Regions from separate parts of the Homo sapiens genome. Here all the other regions are linked to region 1. The links are chromatin contacts, found by Hi-C or POLR2A ChIA-PET in ENCODE. All regions are on one chromosome and are shown on one strand. Each heading gives the region's core, a stretch centred on a gene start or an enhancer-like site at or near the end of the contact. The rest is flanking DNA. Distances are from core to core; before and after follow the strand shown.

Region 1 (2,630 bases), core at 1-2,500:
TCTAGACGCGCTCCCCAAAAGCGAGTCACCTCTGATCGCTCTTCCCGTCTCCGGCCAAGAGCCAGGGGAAAGCGGCTCTGGGAGCGCTACCCATTCACTCCGCGTTGAACGTTTTAAGTCACCACCGTAGGTTCTGGCACACGCCCCGGTCCCTAGATGGCCCGAGGACAGGTTTGGGTTGCGGGGGGAGGGGCGATGTGTGCCCGAGAGTTTGGGAATTTGCTGGCGGCGGCGAGGAGAGCATCCCGGAAGACGCCGCGAGCGCATACGCGCCCCGGTCGGTGCCCAGAGCCCGGACCTTGAACCCAGGTTCGCGCCCAGCTCCGGCCCCACGTTTGCACCCCGCCCCCGGCGAGTCCCCACACCACCGCCGCGTGGGCGGCCAAGGGTTAATCTCTGCCCCGCGCTTTGAGACCCGGGGCGCAGCGGGTCGGGCAGCCCGGGGCGCGCGTCTTCCGCGAGTCTGGGGGCGGCGGGGTCGGCGGCCGGAAGGGGCGAGGCGCGGCGGCGGCGCGGCGGGCCCGAGGCGCTTCCCCAGGCGGGGGCGGGGGCAGGGGCGGGGGCGGGCGCCGGAGGGGCCTGGGCGGCCTGAAAAGCGCCCGAGCACCGCCCCCCCACCGCGCGGCCGCCGCGCCATTCACACGCCCTCTGGCCATTCGGCGCGGCGCGGCGCGGCGCGGCGCGGGGGCGGGGGGCGCCGCTTCAATGGGGATTTCGCGGCCCGGCGCCGGGGCCGGGGGCGCGGCCCGGCCGCGGGAGCCGCCCGTTGCTACGCGGTGGCGGCCGGCCCGGCGGCCCGGGCCCGGCGGCCGCATTATGCGGGTAATGCGGTGTGACACCGCGCGAACAAAGGCGGATTGAGCGGCCCAGCGGGCCCCGCCGGACGGGGAAGGCACAGCGGGGCTGTCAGCGCCGCTCCCAGGCTAATCCCCGCCCCGCCCCCGCCGCCCCCGCGTTCCCGGGGCTGGGAACCCAGCGCGGCCCGGGGCCCGGGCGCCGCTGCCGCCGCGAGAGGCCGCAGGCCGGCCGGAAACGAGGGGCGCCCGCCCTGTGAACCCGCCCTCGGCCCCTCTTCCCCGAGGCGCCCCCAGGGCTGGGGCGTCTAGGATTGGGGCGAGTGAGCGGCGCGGCTGGGACCCCGAGGCCGGGAGCACAACTGGACGCGGGACGTCGGGCCCCCTTGCCGCCGTCCTCGGTCGGCCCTGGCAGCGCAGGCGCGGGGCGCGGGCGGGACCAGCTCTGCACTCTTCGCCCTCCCGTCGTTGGAAGTGGGACGGGCCCCTCTGTAGGTGGCGCAGGAGGGCGTGGGGGCCGCGGAGAGCGGCCGCGGGAGCCAAGAGGGGTCCCGGGCTTCCTTCTTGCAGCACTCGGCCCACAGCCCAGGAGGGGAGGCGGGCGCCTGGCTTCTAAATAAATTTGGTCACATTTATGACCAATTTTGCCGACTAGGCCGGCCCGGCGTTTCACAGCCTGTGTCAGGTGGCGAGTCACCTCCGGCTCCCGGGTCCTGCCATGAGGAGAGAGATGGTTGGGCTGCAGGTCTTGCAGGCCTTGGCCTCCCTAATCGTCAATGTCCACATCTATAAAATGAGTAAAACTTTCCATGTGAATGAAGCACATGCAGAGACGATGACCGTTGTGAGGAGGCTGGAGCACACCCTTGAGAGTCTCTCCTTTCCCTGCGCTGGACCCTGGGACAGAACCAGGGGAACTGCCCGGTGTCCCTACCCTTCTGGGAGGGAGTTGGCCGTGCCTGGGCGTGAGGGCAGGAGAATGGGGATGGGGAGACTGAGGCACGGGCCACTGCCCTCCTGGTGAGGGGCTCTAGGAGCGGAGGGAAGCCGTGTCCATTTTACAAAAAGGGCGACTGAGACCGAGAAAAGGAGAGGGGCCGTCCCTATGCATCCACGTGCGGAAGGGGTGGGCCTGGGCAGGTTTAGGCTGTAGATTCCCAGGCCTCCCTCCTTACAGACCTGGATCTCACTCAGGCGTGGGAGGGCTCAGGCCTGTGCAGGGTGGTCTCTGGACTTTGGGAAGGTGGAGGGCAGGGGGTGTGGGACCAGGACAGAAGTGGCTGCCTTATCTCTGCAGCAACCTGCCAGAGGTTTGGTGTCGGCGCCTGTTTCTAACAGGCACTGCTTTGCCCTGTGGCATTTGAGGTCCTGAGCTAATCAGCAGCCCAGGGCCTCAGTTTGCTCATCGGTGAAGTGGGAATACCCAACTGGGTCTAAACCAGCCAAAGAGGGTGGGGAAGCTGCCTCCCTCTTGCCTCAGGGCTGGTGAGCTCTTCAACTCTTCCTGGCCTCGTTCCCCTCACGTCCTGGCCTGGGAGGTGGAGGCAGGGCAGGCGCTCCCAGGCCGGGTCCTGAGTGCTGCCTCCCCACGACCTCCCCGCAGCCACCCGCGAGTCGGCCTTCGTTCACGCCATCGCCTCGGCCGGCGTGGCCTTCGCCGTCACCCGCTCCTGCGCCGAGGGCACCTCCACCATTTGCGGCTGTGACTCGCATCATAAGGGGCCGCCTGGCGAAGGCTGGAAGTGGGGCGGCTGCAGCGAGGACGCTGACTTCGGCGTGTTAGTGTCCAGGGAGTTCGCGGATGCGCGCGAGAACAGGCCGGACGCGCGCTCGGCC
Region 2 (3,011 bases), core at 216-2,715, 80 kb before region 1:
TATCAAGTTCAACCCCTTCTTTGTACAAAAGGAGAAAGTGAGGCCCAGAGACTGAGTGGTCTTCCCATATCATTAGCAAGCTAAGCCCAGAGCTAGGGTCTGGGATGATACCCTCCTCCACAGCCCAGACATGTTTCCACCAGGGGTCATGACCTGGAAATTAGCCCACAGCCCTTACTCCAACCTGTGCAGAACTTCTCAGACCTTTACATACCTCTCCCTGGCTACTTCTTCAAAGCAGCCTCTAGCAGGTCACTTGCTTGGTGTTTTCTTGCCTTTGCTGTATATACTCAGACTGTAAGCCTCCTATTGATTTGGGGTGAAGATTTTAAAAGGAGGCAAGGCTTAAAGTAACAGGCTGTACATATTGGAGTTGGCTTTGGGTGGATGGTGGGAAGGTGCCTTCTTACCCATGATACCCGCCCCCATCCCTCACCAAATCCCTGCAATTCAGGGTCAGAGAAGAAGGGACTGGAAACAATTGCCCTATAACTTTTGCTCCAAACATTCCCCACATAGTTCCTGTCCGGCTCTCTCCCCAGTGTCACCTACCCCACTGTCCCCCAGGTGTCACCCCCCACTGTGATCCTCCTTTTCCAACCATGTACACACACACACACACACACACACACACACACACACACACACACACACACACTGGGCCCTCTCACTCTTTCCAGTGTTCTCCTGAGAAATCACCCCATGCCAGGTCTGAGATGTGGTCGCATTTCCCCAGCGCACGGTTCCTTCCTGCGTCTCCAGCTGGCGCTCTCACCGTCCGAGGTTTCCCCCATTCTCCCTGGACGCGCACGATCCTCTGCCCCGAGACCGGGAACAGCCCGTCCCACCCATCCACCCAGCCCTCTCGGTCTCCGCTCCGCAGGGCGAAGGCGGAGGGTGGGGAAGGAGTCCGAGGCAAGGACGGCTCGCCGGAGGCCAGGATGGCGGCAGACAGGGCACCGGCGTGAGGATCCCGAGAGGGCATCAGAGAGCGGGACTGACGCCTGAACGGGCGGGGCCGGGGCGGACGGGGCCAGGGTCCGAGGCGTGCGCAGAGTCCGAGACCCGGCGGGATGAGGAGAGCGGCGGCTGGGGGGCGACCAGAGACTCGGACACTGAACAGGGCGATGGATTCGGAGCCGGGGAAGCTGGAGACCGAACTCAGGGCGCGAACTCCGACTGCGAAGTGGGTTGGGTCGCGCCGGGCTAGGGTCTGAGTTCGAGACCTCGGCGGGGCCAAGGACAGCGGGAGGGAAAAATTGGCCCAGCTGTAGCGCAGGAGGGAGAGACAGGCAGGCCGGGGAGCGGGCGGGGGGCGCGGCGGGCACTGACCCGAAGTAGGAGGCGGCGGCGGCGGGCAGCGCCAGCAGGCAGAGCCCGGCCAGGGCCAGCGCGGGCGGGGGGCGCATGGTGCTGGCGGCGCTGCGCCCTCTAGCATCTCCTCGCGCCGCTCAAGCTCGCAGCTCCGCCACCACCCGCCCGCGGGACTTTAAACCCGGGTGGGGCGGGGCAGGCGGCGCTGGGAAAGGAGGAGATTGGGAGGCTCCCCAGCCCCGGGCGGCGAGCCCCCCGCCCCATTGGCCCCACCGCCCTCGCCCCGCCCCGTCGCGGGTGGGGCAGCCGCCCCTGGACCGCCCCCGCCCCTCCCCCATTGCCCCGCCCTCCGGCCCCAGGTGAGCGCTCACCTGGCGCCGCGCCCGCCCGGGGTCGCGGTGGCTGAACGTGAAGCCCCCCGGGCCTGGAGAGGCGGGGAGGAGGGTACGAGGCGGGGACGGAGGAGATTCTGCCTCTCCGGGATGGGGCGGAGGCAAGCGCAATGGCTTCTCCGAGGTAGAGAAGGTGGAGGGGTAGGAGGAGGGACGCATCTGGAGTCGGTGGAAAACCCGGGTCATTGTCCGCCCTCCTGCCGGGCAAGTGCGGTCTCTTCGCCGCAGCCCGCAGACTCAGGGCAGGGCCGGGTCCTGGTGCAGAACCGCTCTCTGGAAGCGGGGGAAATGCATGTCCAATGGCTCAGGGGACCCTGTTGCCAGGCAAAGAGTCTTGGGCAGAGGGGAGAGAGGAAAGGGCGCTCTGTTTTTAAACGGGAGAGTGACTGTTACCGGCGAGGCGCGCAGCGTGGGCCTCCGTGGGCTTTTGACAAAATGCTGCTGATGTTCCCCAGCGCAGAAATCCAAAGTGGACAGTGGGGCAGACAGAGCCCTGCGGGAGGAGGGACCCACTTTCCAAGGTGTGTAGATGCCAGAATCTCTGGTAGATAGGGTGGGAACTTCAAGTGTTGGGCCCCAAAGTTCTGTTTTGCTTATTATTTTTTAAAGTTTAACCCCAATTTCTGCTGCGAAGGTGCAGAGATCAAAGCGGCGCGTGGTACCTGTCTAGAAAGGAGACATACAACCAATGACCCAAGTGAGATTTAAAATGTTTTTGAGAGTCTCGAACACGGGGTCAAATCAAGCAAAACAAAATATAACTTGCAATGAATGTCAAGATCTGCATGTAAAGTTTCCAAAAAATCAGCCATGCATAGGGAACATCAAGTGACTGCGACCTTGGCTTTTCAGTGGACACCAGCATGGTAGGGGGCTGAGAGAGGTGTTGAGGGAGGTGTTGGGAAGATGGTGGCTACCGTGTTAGGTGGCATTAACAGAGGAAGCCCCCACCTCTTTGAGCCTCTTTGAGCTCAGTTTCTCTGTCAAATGAGCGCAGTGATTACATGATCTGATGATTCCTAACAGCTCTGCCAGCCCTATCAAATCCCATGGTTCTACTTATTGAGGCCACATGGCCCAATGTAATGTGCAGAGACCTGGAGTCAAATCATGTAAGTTATGAGCCCCATATGAAATATGGATGATGAGAAATATCTAACAGGATTTTTGTGCAGGTAAGATGTTAAATGCTGGCCAGGCACGTTGGCTCATGCCTGTAATCCCAGCACTTTGGGAGGCCGAGGTGAGAGGATCACCTGAGGTCAGGAATTCGAGACCAGCCTGGCCAACATGGCAAAACCCTGT
Region 3 (2,700 bases), core at 92-2,591, 110 kb before region 1:
AGCAAAGTGCTTTACAAATGCCAGGTGTGGGAATTCTCGTTGTCATTATCATTATGAGTAAGACACTTTTGCCAGAGCAGAAGAAGGGGGCCTGGACCCAGAAGGGCAGAAAATCTACAAAAACATCACAAGGAGGGTCTGGATGGAGCCCACCAGGGCTCATCACAGAGCGGACATGTGCTTACCAGCTCCGAGACAGACCCAGTCATGGAATACAGGTTTGTCCTCCTTCCCAGCGACCCGGCCTCCTGCTCAGTGGGGGACCCGGTCAGGTCAGGCTGTATCTCCCCAGACAGAGGGTTTCCGGGAAAATACACAAACCCCACCTGTGCTGTCTGTGAAATATAGCAACTATATAAATAATATAAATACTTTCTCATATATCTTAGCTATATAAATTATTCTCCTTTGCTCTAAAAACTATATATTTGAGGTAGACAAAAATACCCTGTGAGCATTTCCCTTAAAGCTGTAGAATGAGGGGTCAGTGGTCACTCTAGTCCCCAGGGGCCCCAAGAGGGCCGAGGTGGGTCTTCAGGGGTAACTGGAAAAGAAAGGGATGAGAGCAAGGAAGAAGAGAGGGAGAGAGACAGACAGAGAAGACCCCACAAGCCAAGGAGCCCTCAGAACCTGCACTGTGCCATTGACTTGGGGTGTCCATGTTAGCAGCCAGCCACTGCCTAGATGCCTTAGAGCCTGCCCTTTGCCCTCCCACGACCCTGGCACTGCCAGCCATGAAGTCAGAATGCAGGTGGCATGTTGGTGGATCAGGGTGCTCTGGCCTCCACGTTGCTCCCAGGCCCCCTGCTCTGCCAGTGAGGTCCCTGCTGCCTTACGCCCAGCACTGAGCCTGGGTGGAGGCAGAGTTGGGGTCTCGGAGGAGCAAGATGGATTGGGAAGGCAGAGAAAATCTCCATGCTGTGGGGAAGTGGAAGAAAGGAGAAAACCAGCCCTCTCCCCATTTTTCTCCTGCTGCCAAGGTGTGGGCCAGGTGCTTGGGTCAGCAATGTCATTTTAACGAGAGGGGCTCAGGTCAGTTTGGCTTCTCAGCCGGGCCTCTGCAGTCAAAAATCCTTCCAGCATCCAGCAGACTGCCCTGATCCACTGGAGACTGGGCAGCTCCTCCTCGCCCTTGGAGGTCTCAGGGAGTTGGCCAGGGCACAGTCAGCGGGCCTTTGTCCTGGAGCTGGCACAGGCGAGGTTTCTGAGCATTCAGCTGATTCTGAAATTTCCTGTGTTGGTGAAGGGTCAGCAACTCTAGGTTTAGGGAGAAAGGAAGCTGACAGATGGGCGTGGCAGGGCCAGCAAAGTGGCCAAGGGCTTCCCGAAAGAAGTCACTTCCTCCTGGGTGGCATCGGGCCCCACTCTGGGGAAGTACAATGCCTCCAGCAAGGGGACCCCTGCAAGGTCTTCATCCTGAACAAGAGAGGCATGTGCAACAGGAACCCCCAGCCTGGTCCAGGGGCTGTGCATCCATGTGTGCCTGTGTGGAGGTACCAGTCTCTCCTCCTTTCACAGAGGGCCTTGGCAGGTGCTGCTGAAAATGTCCACAGGATCTGAGGAAATTATCAAAGTCACGTCTCCTCCTCAAGTAAGAGCCAAAGTGAGGGCCAAGTGAGAGGCCATTAGGAACTGAAGGAGGCTACCCAGGAGCCAGGCTTAGCAAGGACTCAAGCACCTATAACCCCAGCCAGGGCAAAAGCCTTAACTAGATGAGCAGCCACAAGAATAGAAATGTAACTTCAAGTCATAGCTCGTGAGCCAGCTGTTCTTCAGTATTGTGAACTCAGCTGGTATGGGGGTGTCACAGACCAGGCAGGCCCCAGCCACAGGAAGTCACCAAAGCTCACTCAAGAGCCAGCTGAGAAACTGAGCTCGCCACGTCACTGCCAGGCACCAGGAAGCTGTTGCCCTCCTCCTCTGCGCTGGGAGTGAAGATTCCTTTGGCCAGCAGGGAACACAGGGAGGGGCCGTTGTCTCCCTGTTCAACCTCAGGTGCACTGAGTCCCGCCTTGGTGGCTAGTTCTCCCACCTGTCTTACCTGCACTGGTGGTAGTTTTGAGCACGGCTGGGTGAGTGTGCATAACCCAGCTCTCGAGACAAGAATGAGGCCTCAGCGGAGGCATATTTGAAAAGCCAAATCAAGGACACAGGGCTCCAGGGCACAGATCTCACTCGGGTCCACTCAAGCACAGAAAGCTCTCCTTTCTCTGAACGGATGGCTTCTACCACCTGTGCTTTCTCCCCATCTCTGGCACAGCAAAACCAGGGGAGTGGTGGAGGTGTGTGACACCTGGAGCCCACTGCACCTGAGCAGGGCCACAGGACCCGATTGACCCATCTCAGCCAGGCTCCCGCCTTCACTTCCAGCTGGCACTGCCTGCCTTGGCATTCCTAGCCCAGCAGTTCACCTCCCAAGAACATGCTGGCTCCAAGCCATTCATCCCAGGAAGCAAGATGGAATAGCCCCTCTCTCCCGTCCAAAATTTCAGTCCTGCTGTGCTCTTGGTCTCCCTTATTTCCCTCCATGTCTTTCTCACTCTGCCCTCCTCTCCAAGTCCTCAACAAGGTTGGGGATGCTTGGGTTAAGGGAGGAGGCTTTGCTTCTCTTTGTTGAGTATCGAGGGAGGCAAAAGGCTGGCCAAGGAATGGTGGTGAGTGGCACACTCGTGTGCATTGGCACACATGCCGGTTTATGCA

What was found. A loop is a pair of places that touch in the nucleus more often than their neighbours do. ChIA-PET counts read pairs that join two places held with the same protein, here RNA polymerase II (POLR2A). Pooled maps may share reads with other maps.
Region 2: a loop to region 1 is called in a map of GM12878, with 2.4 times the contacts of the local background. The contact joins the promoter of WNT9B here to the enhancer-like site in region 1. A Hi-C loop is called at or near these places in 9 of 168 maps with a recorded cell type or tissue (GM12878, HCT116, Jurkat and 6 more), 1 of 37 single-sample maps with no recorded cell type and 3 of 50 pooled maps. POLR2A ChIA-PET finds 5 or more read pairs at or near these places in 4 of 52 experiments (A673, HepG2, K562 and 1 more).
Region 3: a loop to region 1 is called in a pooled map, with 2.8 times the contacts of the local background. The contact joins two enhancer-like sites. A Hi-C loop is called at or near these places in 1 of 50 pooled maps. POLR2A ChIA-PET finds 5 or more read pairs at or near these places in 2 of 52 experiments (H1 and Panc1).

What each region holds. Positions count from the first base shown.
Region 1 is chr17:46,769,816-46,772,445 of GRCh38, reverse strand. WNT3 (Wnt family member 3) reads left to right here. Exons shown (of 5, transcript NM_030753.5): 3 at 2,398-2,630. It also overlaps a transcript of LRRC37A2 not described here. Among named protein-coding and RNA genes, the nearest start is that of WNT3, 48 kb to the left of the region's middle. RefSeq lists an enhancer at 1-443. Within about 2 kb of position 1,250, at least 15 of the 41 ENCODE cell types and tissues checked have a DNase peak (open chromatin) inside an H3K27ac peak, as active enhancers do; they include A673 and heart right ventricle, where a contact is called at or near this core.
Region 2 is chr17:46,850,037-46,853,047 of GRCh38, reverse strand. WNT9B (Wnt family member 9B) reads right to left here and starts at 1,465. Exons shown (of 4, transcript NM_003396.3): 1 at 1,333-1,465. The coding sequence starts at 1,409. It also overlaps a transcript of LRRC37A2 not described here.
Region 3 is chr17:46,876,817-46,879,516 of GRCh38, reverse strand. WNT9B (Wnt family member 9B) reads right to left here. Exons shown (of 4, transcript NM_003396.3): 4 at 1-2,700. It also overlaps a transcript of LRRC37A2 not described here. Among named protein-coding and RNA genes, the nearest start is that of WNT9B, 27 kb to the right of the region's middle. RefSeq lists enhancers at 689-1,188, 2,498-2,700. Within about 2 kb of position 1,341, at least 7 of the 41 ENCODE cell types and tissues checked have a DNase peak (open chromatin) inside an H3K27ac peak, as active enhancers do.